2 separate regions of the Mus musculus genome follow, and region 2 is linked to region 1. A link is a loop called in an ENCODE intact Hi-C map of the cell type or tissue named here. Cell type or tissue: gastrocnemius. All regions are shown on one strand. Each heading gives the region's core, and the rest is flanking DNA. Links, peaks and the distances in the headings are about the cores only.

The links. A loop is a pair of places that touch in the nucleus more often than their neighbours do. Peaks named below come from ENCODE experiments on the same cell type or tissue, not always from the same donor. Only the 100,000 strongest peaks of a DNase experiment are listed, where the experiment ranks them.
Region 2: it touches region 1 in a loop (2.0-fold over the local background); 4 of 42 quality-filtered maps call a loop at or near these places.

The regions. Positions count from the first base shown.
Region 1 is chr11:100,880,649-100,889,032 of GRCm38, reverse strand. It overlaps Stat5a (signal transducer and activator of transcription 5A), which reads right to left. Exons shown (of 20, transcript NM_011488.3): 17 at 7,848-8,003; 18 at 7,244-7,295; 19 at 6,867-6,971; 20 at 3,864-5,199. The coding sequence ends at 5,037. Stat3 (signal transducer and activator of transcription 3) reads left to right here. Exons shown (of 24, transcript NM_213659.3): 24 at 273-2,227. The coding sequence ends at 328. Among named protein-coding and RNA genes, the nearest start is that of Stat5a, 25 kb to the right of the region's middle. In gastrocnemius, for the core only: no CTCF peak of the experiment used is centred there; a DNase peak (open chromatin) is centred at 3,433; H3K27ac peaks cover 456 bases.
Region 2 is chr11:100,781,852-100,786,351 of GRCm38, reverse strand. Stat5b (signal transducer and activator of transcription 5B) reads left to right here. Exons shown (of 19, transcript NM_001113563.2): 17 at 2,048-2,099; 18 at 2,576-2,680; 19 at 3,130-4,500. The coding sequence ends at 3,256. Among named protein-coding and RNA genes, the nearest start is that of Ghdc, 13 kb to the right of the region's middle. In gastrocnemius, for the core only: no CTCF peak of the experiment used is centred there; a DNase peak (open chromatin) is centred at 1,864.

The DNA.
Region 1 (8,384 bases), core at 2,305-4,804:
TCTCAGGTGGCAGTGTGTGGCTAAGGCTACCACACCCAGGGCAGCCTCAGACCCCTGAAAGAGAGAGTGAGGGCTGAGGTGGAGACTGTGCTCTTCTGGGAGGGCAAGGCCCTCCTGTGAGGGGCAGGAAGTCTGGCTTTTCTGACCTTGTCCATGTCTGAAGGAACAGGAGACTGGTGGTTCCTGAGCCCTGTCCTCGTACAGAGGGATGAGGGTTTGTGAGTCGGCTTTAGTCAGGTGGCTGAACTGACACTCTCTGTGTGTCTCTGCAGAGTCGCTCACGTTTGACATGGATCTGACCTCGGAGTGTGCTACCTCCCCCATGTGAGGAGCTGAAACCAGAAGCTGCAGAGACGTGACTTGAGACACCTGCCCCGTGCTCCACCCCTAAGCAGCCGAACCCCATATCGTCTGAAACTCCTAACTTTGTGGTTCCAGATTTTTTTTTTTAATTTCCTACTTCTGCTATCTTTGGGCAATCTGGGCACTTTTTAAAATAGAGAAATGAGTGAGTGTGGGTGATAAACTGTTATGTAAAGAGGAGAGCACCTCTGAGTCTGGGGATGGGGCTGAGAGCAGAAGGGAGCAAGGGGAACACCTCCTGTCCTGCCCGCCTGCCCTCCTTTTTCAGCAGCTCGGGGTTGGTTGTTAGACAAGTGCCTCCTGGTGCCCATGGCATCCTGTTGCCCCACTCTGTGAGCTGATACCCCAGGCTGGGAACTCCTGGCTCTGCACTTTCAACCTTGCTAATATCCACATAGAAGCTAGGACTAAGCCCAGAGGTTCCTCTTTAAATTAAAAAAAAAAAAAATAAGAATTAAAGGGCAAAACACACTGACACAGCATAGCCTTTCCATATCAAGGAATACTCAGTTAACAGCCTCTCCAGCGCTGTCTTCAGGCTGATCATCTATATAAACCCTGGAATGGTTGCAGATCAAATCTGTAAAAGAGATCCGAGAGCTGTGGCTTGGCCTCTGGTTCAAACACAAAGGCTAGAGAGAACCTAGATATCCCTGGGTTTTGTTTACCCAGTATGCTTGTCGGTTGGAGGTGTGAGGTAGGCCAAGGGCACTGGAAAGCCTTTGTCATCACCCTACTCCCTCCCCAACCCAGACTCCAGACCCTGTTTCAGGGTCAGCCTGCCCTGTGGGTGCCTTACTGGGCCTAGGGTCAACCTGCCTTCCTTTCCCACTTGACCTTGCTGGTAGTATGTCCCCTTCCCATGTCCAAAGGCCCTCTGTCCTGCTTCTATTGGGAATCCCTGCCTCAGGACCTTGTGTCGAGAGGGATTGCCTTACAGGTTTGAACCTGCCTCAGACTACAGGCCCTCAGCAAAGCTCAGGGAGTATGGTCCTTATTCTATGCGCTTGGTTCCCAGGGATATCTGTAACCACAGGGCAAAAGCTGACATATACTCCAGGTCTGCCCTCATATGAGTGGTGTATTCTTGGCCTCCCCTGAGACTGGCAACTGTCTGCTCCCCATTGGGTCTCCCAGGTGAGGTGGAACACAGTTCCTGCACCTACTGTGGCCTCCATGTCGCTTGCTTGCTTCGCTCACTCAGCTTACTGGAACACTGAGTGTTCAAGGCAAGCCTTTCCTGACAGAGGCATGGCTAGATTCAGTGACTCAAAGCCACCTCATTCAGCTGATCAGTGTCTGTGGAATTGTTTCCTTCCAGTTAACCAGTGTCTGAATTAAGGGCAGTGAGGACATTGTCTCCAAGACGAACTGCTTGCCTTGACCACCCCAGCCTTCTGCTTCGAGACAGTTACTGCTCTCCCACCCCATCAATGTTCTTTAGTTATACAATAAGCTGAACTTATAAACTGAAAGGGTATTTAGGAAGGCAAGGCTTGGGCATTTTTATGGCTTTCAATCCTGGGGACCCAGGAACAAGGTGAGGGCTTCTCTGGGGCTGGTGTTGTACCTCAGGGGCTCTGGGAAGTCTGTGTGCCTGGGTTAACCACCCATAGTGAGCCCCTGGAACTGCCCACTTTCCCTCTCCTTGGCCCCACTTGGCCCCAGCCTCACCCAGCCTGCAGACTGCTTAGCCTTTCAGTGCAGTGGCTTGTGTTCTGGCCACTGCACTCAGATTCCAATGTAAACTTTCTAGTGTAAAAATTTATATTATTGTGGGTTGTTTTTTGTTGTTGTTTGTTTTTGTATATTGCTGTAACTACTTTAACTTCCAGAAATAAAGATTATATAGGAACTGTCTGGCAGTGGGGGCTGGCTGGCTGGCGGGACCACCTTTGCCTAGGTTGTGCTTGGAAGAGGCAGAGCCGGGCTAGGAGCACATGATAAGAGGGGATAGAGCAGCCCAGCTCGGTTGAAGTTCTGTTTGCTTCTCATTCCCAGGGTGATGCAGGCCCCCCACCTTACATCAGCTACCGTCCTCCAGAAGAGGTGACCCAGGAGCCAGAGGTCATAGTCCAGTGGCAGGACAGTGTCAGAGTGGCCTCCTCCCTCTGCCCTCCCAAAGCTGCTGTGTTTGTTCTGGAGTCAGATAAGCTCCCTAATGGAGGGCGGGAGGGCTGGGGTGTAGACCAAGGCCTCTCCTTCCACAGTTGGCCCATTATCACCTTCTTTACAGTGGGGACAACTTGCAGCCACTTCCCTGGCTGGTGGCTACAGGGCCCCTGGGCAGTCAGCAACGATAATTGAGGAAAAGGCCACAGACAAGGCGCCTGCTCACAGCACCCCCCACCTACTCCTCTCCCTGCTCAGTACCTTGGAGCCCAGCCCTGCACTGGGTGCCTCGGTGAGAGATACCAGTGCCGCCTCTGCAGAGATGGAAGCAGGGATCAGTGTTCTTAGCACGACTGAGGCAGGGCCAGACCCTGCTTCCAATCCCCAGCCACCCTGCCTGGGACAGGCTGTGAACTGAGCTCCTTCCCCCAAACATGATTGGAACTCTGAGGTAACCTGTCTTACAGTTCCTCATGCCCCAACCCTCAATCCTCAGTAGTGTGCCCCCCCCCTTTTTAAAAAGATGTATATGAGTACACTGGAGCTGTACAGATGGTTGTGAGCCTTCATGTGGTTGTTGGGAGTTGAATTTGAGGACCTCGGCTGGCTCCAGCCCAAAGAATTATTACTATACACAAGTACACTGTAGCTGTCCTCAGATGCGCCAGAAGAAGGTGTCAGATCTTGTTACAGGTGGTTGTGAGCCACCATGTGGTTGCTGAGATTTGAACTCATGACCTTGGAAGAGCAGTCAGTGCTCTTACCTGCTCACTCCAGCCCAGGAGTGTGCTCTTTAAGTCCAAGGCTCCAACCCTGAGTCCTGGACTAATTGTACCTGGGTGCCAGAGGTCCAGCTAGGGCAAGGCAGGCCTCTCTGTCCTGACTAGTTTCCTTTGCTTTCTCAGTCTATGGCAGCAGTTGGCTGATGTCACCTGCTAGGCTCTGGGAAGAGGCCAGGGGATGAAGGGCTGTTGTCCAGGCTCTCTAATGCCCTTGGCCACAGGAAGGTTGACAGGCACTCTGGCCCTGGCCCCTGTGATTGCTTAGGGGGCTGCTGGGGAGGGGTAGCCTGGACTATAGCTTTGCTTTCATTCTTGCACCTTCTTTCCCCAAGCCCTTAAACCCCTGCTTTCCTGGGCATGTAGCCCCTAACACACACACATTTTCCTGGGCATGTAGCCCCTAACAAATACACACATACACCACACACACACACACACAGAGAGAGAGAGAGTGTTTAGCTTTCTGACACTGCTTTAGGGCAGCAGCACCCTTAAGATCACAGCAGAGGGAGCAGAGATAACTCCAAGCTAAAATTGGGAACAAAACTTCAACTTTAGTGAAAAGCCCATCCATCACACAGCCCAGTAAACCAGGAAGCAGACTGGTAGATTTGCAAAAACCAAACCAACAAAAACTTTATTCAAAAACACTGTTTACATAAATGTTGAGTTCTATGTACAAAATATAAAAAGCATCCCTCTGCTTCCTTCAGAGAGGTTGGAAGCCAGGACTCCTAGTCGGCTCCTCCTGGCTGCTCTGTCACAGCCTCCAGGGAAGAGCTGCTGAAGCGATTTCTGAGACCACAACCCATGGTGGGACAGTGCAGGGCCCGTTCTAGGTCTTGCCGCCCAGCAGAGTGGAGCAGACTGAGCGCTCCCCACCCCCTTCCTTCAGACAGTGTGTACAGGTTTTGTGTGCTACAGGTTTTTCGCCCCAGGTTTCCTCCTCCCAGACCCCCAGTATTCCCCTCCTTTCTGATATAATAAGCAAGGTTGCAAACAGGAAAGGAAGAAAGGATGAGGCCACGTGTGGTCATGCATGCCTGTAATCCTAGCACTCTAGAAACAGGTAGGAGGATCATTCATGGATAGTCTGGGATATATGGAGAGACCTTGTCTCAAAAAAGCAAAGCAAAAACATAAAAAAAAAAAAAAAAGCAAGAAGGATGAATCCATCTGGAAGGGTGAGGATATCGAATGGAGAAAAGGGATGGTGGGAACGTGGACAAGGCCGTTAGACTTGAATCTCACGTCCATCCACCCTGGCGCAAGAACTGACACTCGGCTGTGGCAGCCCTCTGCTGTGTTGAAGGGAACAGCTTAAGCACACCGAGCAATCACAAAGTCTGCAGCCCGTATGTATACACAAAGGTATAAAGGGTCACTAAGATGAACCCCAATCTTCCACCTGTGCGAGGACAGGAGCACACCGGTCTGGGCGAAGCTTCTAGCTTAGGAGTAAAACTCCAACTTAGTTGCCTAAACCTGCCTCCCTGCCTTTTCTAGAATTTCACTGAAATGGCCATTGGACAGAAAAAGGACACCGGAGAAATAGGTTTGTCAGCAATGATAGGTTCAGCTCTTACACGAGAGGCCCTGGGGGCCCTTGAGGTCTGAACAAAAAGGTCACCACCGCTTTAGCCACAAACCCAGAACTGTGTGGGCAAGGTAGCCCTGTGAAACGTGCAAAGCCATTGTTGGTATGAACAGAGATACTACAACTGACGTGGGCTCCTCACACTGAAGGTGGTTTTCCAAGAGAAGCATGGAGTCCAGCGTTCAGGACAGGGAGCTTCTAGCGGAGGTGAAGAGACCAGCAGGTGGGGAGAGGCGGGCGTCGAGACTGTCCATGGGCCGGCGTAAAAGTTCTTCCACGTGCCTGGCAACATCCATGCTCTCATCCAGGTCAAACTCGCCATCTTGGTCAAGGACAGGGTCAGGGCTGGCAAAGAGAGGGATGTTGGAGAAACTGGCAGGTCTCATGGCTCCAAACCCCCATAGAGCGTCCTCAGGCTGCTGCTCACAAAGACTGGAGTCTCCTGAGGACAGGACCCATGGCAGCCTGGCCTGGAACTCCCACCAGGCTGGATTGGGGAAGATAATCTACTTCCATTCCACTCTTGCTTCATACCATGATCTCAGGGCGTTTTCCCCTTGCCTGTACTTATAAGACAAGGTGACTGGCCACTCACCTATGTATGACATTCTTCACTTACATATGCTACCACATCCTTCATGACCCCCCCCCCCCGTAGTGGCTTTCAGCCACTGACCACTAATCCTCCAAACCATCTTAAAGTGAGAATTAGGAACTGGGAAACTTGTTTGGAGCCACCTGCAGCTAGAATCAGACTCTAGATCTTGGCTGGGTGTGGTAGTGCAGGCTTTTAATCCCAGCTTTCACTTGTAAGGCAAAGACAGGTGAATTCCAGGCCAGTAGGACTACATAGAGCCTAAGAATCAGAGCCTAGGGCTTGAATGATAATACCATCATGAAGCTCACCCCTCCATACAATACACATCGCTAGTAAGAACTTCCAAAGGAGGCTGGGCAGTGCCTGAGCCAAGGGACTGCTTCACACGCAAGAGGACCTGAGGTAAGATCTGCAGTGCCTACACAAATATCGGTGTGGCAGTGTGTCTGTAACCCCAGCACAGGGGGGTGGGGAAGACAGACACAGGGGGATCTTTGGAACCCATTGGCCAGCCAGCCTAGGCAAATGGGTTTCAGGTTCAGTGAGAGACAGATCAGAAAATAAGGTGGAAAGTGATTGAGAAATATGTCTGGCATTGACCCCTGGTCTCCGCACGTGTGCACACTTGCACAGAGCTACATGGACACGTAGATCTATACCATATACATAAATGATAATATAGAGGCTGGAGATACGGCTCAATGATGCTTGCCAACAAATCAATCCTGGTGACTTGAGTTCAGTCCTGGAATAGTGGGAGCACAGAACTGATTCATGCAAGCTCTCGTGCTCTCTCTCTCTCTTCTCTCTCTCTCTCTCTCTCTCTCTCTCTCTCTCTCTCTCTCTCTCTCTCACACACACACACACACACACACACACAACTTAAAACTTTTAAAAGAGAATGTAAGTCTTTGTGATTGCCACGTGCTGTCCAACTGCAGTGTGCTACCTCCCTAAACCCAGGTATCCAGCCTTGGCCACTATCGCTTAGAAAGGACCAACTCTCCCACTCCTTCCTTGTATCCATGCCAACAGAAGCAGCAGCAGCGTCTTACACCCTTCTGACAACCCTACATGTAAAGGTTCCACATCACCATTCCATTTGAGCCTGATCCCAATTCCCCACCCCCACCCCAGGGGAGGTGGGGAGGAACACCTGTTGCCTCTACATGCACCTGAGAAAAATTTCTCAGGATCATATAAACTGTACCAGAAAGAGGACAGGACCCTTGTTGTCTAGTTCCAAAATGCTCTGAGCGACTGACTTCACCTTCCTATAACTTGGGCAGAGCTACAGCCCAGGCCTGGATAAAGTCAAATTCAGGGGACCTCTGGATGCTTTTGTACCTCAAGAATCTAGCCTGAGGCCCAGCCCCAGTTTCTCCCCATGGACCCCTGTAAAACCATGACCTACTTGGGTGGGTACATGTTGTAGTGAGGTTGAGGGCACACGACTGGGGAAGGAGCCTGGTCCATGTAGGTGGCGCTGGCTCCGGCATCTGTGGATGCATTGACGAACCTGCAAAAAAGAAGCAGACCTCGGCCTCAGGGTCCAGAGAGACCAGTGGTACAGATGGCGGGTGGGGGTGGGGGCTTCTAGCATCTTCATGTCATTTGATCAAAGTGTCCCCATTGGGCTCTGGGACTCAAGCTGCAGGCACGAGGTCCTGGGTGCTATCCCAGGACAGTTGAATCTTTCCTTCTCAAGGGCTTAAGCCACATTTCCCAGTATTGGAGGTAGAAGAGGACAGAGAGGTATCGGGAGCCCCAGAGCTGGCTCTGGACACTTACTCAGGGACCACTTGCTTGATCTGTGGCTTCACGTATCCGTCAACTGCTTTCGCTGCCGGGCAGGGGTGGGGGTAGGGGGGAAGCGCAATGAGCACAACTTGCCCTCAGCCTCCTGCCCACGCTGCCTGGAGCTTTCTGAGGGATGCGATTTCCCTAGGACTTCCGATAAACCCCTGCTAATGGACCCAGCGTGAGGGACCACTGAGATCCCTGGCTTCCTTCAACCCTATCCTCTCTCCTGGTTTCTTTCCTGACCATTTGCATGCCTGCCAAGGAAACGGCTTCAACAAAATACAAACCCCACCAATGGACCAGGAAGATAATTTAACTTGGGGCGGGTTGTGGGGGTCGCGAAAGTGCTGAGAGCTGCTGGTTAGAGGGGCAGAAAAGTAACTCTTCATGGGCGTGGCCCCAGCTCCTCCCTTGGCTCTCGCCTCTTCCTTGGTGGGTGTAGAATTGAGAGAAGCTTTCTGCTCAGGAGAGAAGCAAGCTGGGGCAGGTTTCCCTTTCTCTCTCCTCAGGTGTACCCTGAAATCCTCCATGCTGAGACCCAAAGCCCATAAAGGAGATGGCCCCGGCCAGCCCTCCTGGAAGCGGGACTCACCAAGTACAGGAGTGTAATACTTGGCAAAGACCTCGTCCTTGGGTCGGTCTGGGAACACGTAGATAAGGTAGTTCAGGTCCCCCAGCCGGTCGGCCAGGGACCGAATGGAGAAATCTCGCGTCGTGAATGGCTTCAGATTCCAGAGGTTTCGGTCCGCTGCAAAAGGAGCAATTTGTTCCAAAAGCGCCCAGTCCCAGAGGATCATGGGATTTTAGGAAGAACTGCTTTAAAAAAATTCAGAGCCTTTCTCAGCATGACCTGCAACCCTCGCCTTCCTCCTTCCTCACTCAAGGAAGCTCATGCTGGAACATTCTACTCAGCAAACAGCATGGAAGGGGTGAGGACGGCATGAAACTTGAGGGTCTCACCAGGTGTCTGCTGTCTGTGAAGTCAGTGGTTTTCGGTTCTTGGAGACCAAAAGTCATGTGGAGCCATTTCCCTTCCCACGCCTCCCATACTTTAAGCTCATTTCCTGCCTCTACCGGAAGTGGGAGCTGGCTAACGACAGGGGTGCTGATGGATACGGGAGTGAAGAGA
Region 2 (4,500 bases), core at 792-3,291, 100 kb after region 1:
ACACACACACACACACACACACACACACACACACACACACACACACACAGAGTTGCAGGTCAGTAATGCATTCATGTAGCACTGTCTTCAGGATTGCACAGGATTCCATTACCTAGTGACTTTCGAAGATCACGGTTAGGCAATTGAGATTCTTAGTATTTAATTTACTTCATTTTCACTAATGACTGATATTGAGATAACCTAGTACAAGTACCTTGTTCAACTATTCCTTCAGATAAATTCCTAAGCAGAATTAGGTCAAAGGGCATAAGCTTTATAAGCTTTTTTTTTTTTGACGCATCCAAAACTGCATTCAAAAACCCAAATTCACATTTCCCACAGCTCTCTGTTGGACATCTGCTTCTCTGTCTTTTTGCCAACCACAGAATAGCCTCCATTCATGTCTGCCAGTCTGGTTGGCATGAAAATGGTACATTATAAGTCCTGTGTGTATTTATCTGATTCTAGGCAACCTTTGCATATGATGATTAATAATTCCAGATTAATTAGCATGGTAGCAGAAGCTAGCATTTGCTGGATGGCTCTGAGTTTCCTAGAGTATCCGTCTTAGTCACTGTTCTACCACTGTGGAGAGATACCGTGACCAAGACAGCTCTTACAAAGGAAAACATTTCATTGAGAGCTGGCTTATAGTGTGACTGGAACTCCTCTTTTACAGGAAACTGAGGCATAGGGAAATAAAATAATTTGCCAAAGATCCCAGGACTGGGAAGGGGCCAAGCCAGGGTTTCAGCTTGGCTTAGCTCCTGAACCTAGATTCTTCATCCACCAATGGCCAGCTCTGGCCATTGATAATTTTTTTCTGTGAAAAACATGTTTGTATTTCTTCCTTGGTTTTTTGAAGTTATATTTTTATATAGAAAATATACTCATCTGAGGGTGAGATGCTCAGTCTACAGAGTACTTGCTGCGAGTTTAATCCCTAGAGCCCATACTTTTTAAAAAGCCAGGTGATGTGGCACTTGTAATACTAGTGTATGTGTTCCTCCACATGCCTGGGCACACACATGCATGTACACACATGCACATAAATATGCCGCACAGAAACATGTGTGTATATACACACACACAAGAAAAATAGTTAATCCCCTATTGATTTATCTATACAGAAAATCTTTTCTCTGTATTAAGTTTTATTTTCTCAAGAACAAAGACTTGTGATTTCCATAGAAACCCAATCTGTCTGTTTTTAGTGTGTGTGTGTGTGTGTGTGTGTGTTACACACATATACCATGGTGTGCATGTGGGGAGTAGGAAGACAGTCACTGGGAGTCGGCAGTCTTCTTCCACTGTGTGAGTCCCAGGGGTGGGACTTGTGTGATCAAGCTTTGTGACAAGGACCTTTACCCACTGAGCTGTCTTGCCAGCTCCAACTGTGAAGTTTTCAAAGCTTTTATTTTTCAATTATGCCTGCAAGCACAGTCATAGTCTCAGTTTGGGAGGCTGAGGCAGCAAGATCCAAAATGCAACACCTGCCTGGGGTAGAGAGTGAGTTCAAAGCCAGCATGTGCAACTTAGCAAGACACTGTCTGAAAAGAGGTGGGGGGATCTTAGGGGTAGAGCTTTTGCCTAGTATATACGATGCCCTAGTATATACGATGCCCTAGGTTCTTCAGTCCCCAATACCAGACAAAAAGTCAGACATAGTCATAAATTCATAAGGTAGAGACAGGCAGATCTCTGTGAACATGAAGGCAGCCTATCCTACATAGTGAGATCCTGCTTCAAAAGAAAAAATTTTTTTTCACAAATATGCACCACTAGAAGTTAACTACACGCGCATGGAAGTGTCTGCCTTCTCTGTGGGGACTTTCTAAACCGTGCCAGCTGACCTGGAAGGTGGCCCAATTTGTACTTTCAGTGCCTCACATCGGCAGCAAGCCTCCCAGAAGACAGAAATGTTACCTGCTGTGTCGGTCATGTTCTGAGTTGAGATTAAGAGGCTGTGTCCTAACCCTAGAAAAGATAAGTTCTTGAGGGAGGTGTCTCTGAGGTCCCTGGTTTTCACTGTTCTTCTCCCCGGCAGCGAAAGCAGCTGACGGATACGTGAAGCCACAGATCAAGCAGGTGGTCCCCGAGTAAGTGTCCAGGGCCCAGGGCCCGCTCTCTTCTGGTGCTCTTGTGTTCTCTCTGTCTCTCTCTGTGACTCTCTCTGTGTGTCTGTCTCTCTGTCTGTCTCTGTCTGTCTCTCTGTCTGTCTCTGTCTCTCTCTCTCTGTCTCTCTCTCTCTGTCTCTCTCTCTGTCTCTCTGTCTCTCTCTCTCTGTCTCTCTCTGTCTCTCTCTCTGTCTCTCTGTCTCTCTCTCTCTGTCTCTCTCTCTCTGTCTCTCTCTCTCTCTCTCTCTCTCTCGTTTGTGTTCTTCCCCCAGCACCTGAGTCCAGTCCCTAAGACCCCAGGAAACCTGGCTTAGCCTTTGAGATATAACTGAGTTCCAGTCATGCTGTGGACAGGCCCCTGGGGTCCAACTTCCTATGTCCTGAAAAAGACATGAAGATGCCCCCTAACCCCTCCTCCAGTCCATGTGGCTGAGGTTGTGTTCTGCTTCCTTCTACAGGTTTGCAAATGCATCCACAGATGCTGGGAGTGGCGCCACCTACATGGATCAGGCTCCTTCCCCAGTCGTGTGCCCTCAGGCTCACTACAACATGTACCCACCCAAGTAGGTCATGCTCTTGGGGGCATAAATGGGAGCAACTGGGGCCTTGGCGTCAGGCTGGGCTTCCTAAGGCCTGGAGTCAGGGCAAAGGAACCTGAAGGTTATCTGGAACTAACCTCACCCAGCCTAAGTCCAGGCACTGGCCTTCCACAGGGGGAGATTGCACCAGATATTTAAAGCATCAGTGGCCATGAGCAAATTGGCATCTGTTTGTCTTCTCTGAAAAATGGATATTTGCCACACTTTGTGTGTAAGGGCTGGGTGGAGTTTGGGAGTGGGCATCCAGAATAGACAGGACGGTCTGATGACCTAGCCAGCAAAGGCCTCTCTGATTTCTATCAGGAGATCTTTCTAGTGAGAGCCCAGCTCACTCAACTGATGGGTTGTGGGGTTTCAGATGACCTCTGATAACCTTTGCCCCTCCCCCTCATCATTTGTCCTTTCCTCTGAAGCCCGGACTCCGTCCTTGATACCGATGGGGACTTCGATCTGGAAGACACGATGGACGTGGCGCGGCGCGTGGAAGAGCTCTTAGGCCGGCCCATGGACAGTCAGTGGATCCCTCACGCACAGTCATGACCAGACCTCACCACCTGCAGCTTCATCGCCCTCGTGGAGGAACTTCCTGTGGATGTTTTAATTCCATGAATCGCTTCTCTTTGGAAACAATACTCGTAATGTGAAGTGTTAATACTAGTTGTGACTTTAGTGTCTCTGTGCATAGTGGCACTAGTGAAGGGAGTGCGCGTGAGTGTGAGTGCATTTGCACGTCGTGTTTTTTTCCCCGCCCCTGCTGTCCAGTCTAAGCCGCCACGCCAGGGCAGCGGCTGCGCTTTTTTTTACCATGTGCAAAAAGGCAGTTGGTTCCCTGAACCCTGGAACCTGGCCATGTGTCTTCAGGGTGGCTGACCCTTGACACGTGACTATCCAAGTAAGAAAAGGACAGAGGAAAAAGCACCCTCTCTCTGGGGAGCCTCGGTTCCTCTGCCAGGTAGTCCATAGTCCAAGCAAGCATTGTCATTGTCTCCGCCTGTCTTCTGAGATGTAGATGACTGTCTGATGATGAAAGCCAGTACCTCCCGTGTCCCCTGTCCCCTTTGCATAAGGGACGGAAAGGGGAGCTGAATCAAGGGTGATGGGGCAAGGGTGGTCACAGGTTTTTGGATGGGGAGTGGCTGTTTCCCGTTTCTGCCACTTCCGCCATCTTAACACTGGCTCCTTCCCTCTCTGCTTGCTCAGTCTCTATTTCTAGAACTGCCACTCAGCTTAAGTGCAAGTGTGTGTACTCAAGTGGAGATGTTTAACAAAATAGTGGAGAGGAAGCCAGGCCACCCAGCTCTGAGCGTACAGGTTCAGGTGATGCCCTGTGTTCCTTCTGTCAGGGCGGTGCGTTGTGCCCAAGTCCTGGCTCCAGACACTGGGCGTAGCCTGTCTGCGCCAGCCTCCCCAACTCTTGTCTGTGCTGTGGCCAGGCCGCGCCTGCGCTATCCAAGGCTTTTCTCCAAGCGTGTTGATAATGGCTTCCTGCAAACGTCCGGTGGTGTTTTTTGTTTCTAAATCAGGTCTTTTTTTATGTTTTTCCCATTTGCACCCTAATTTGACATCAAATTTCCCCCCTCCTGTATCAGGTCCTGGGTCCTCTGTACCCAGATCACTTCATCTCCCTTCAGTGTCACATAGTGCCCTGAGGATTAGGTGGTAGGAATGGGACCTGCACACGGGGCCAGCCTGCCAAGCAGGCAGCCAGCACTGTACAGTGCTGGGTGCCGGGTGGCCGTTGGGGATTGGGGAAATGCAGTCAGTCAGCGGGTTTCCTAGGAAGC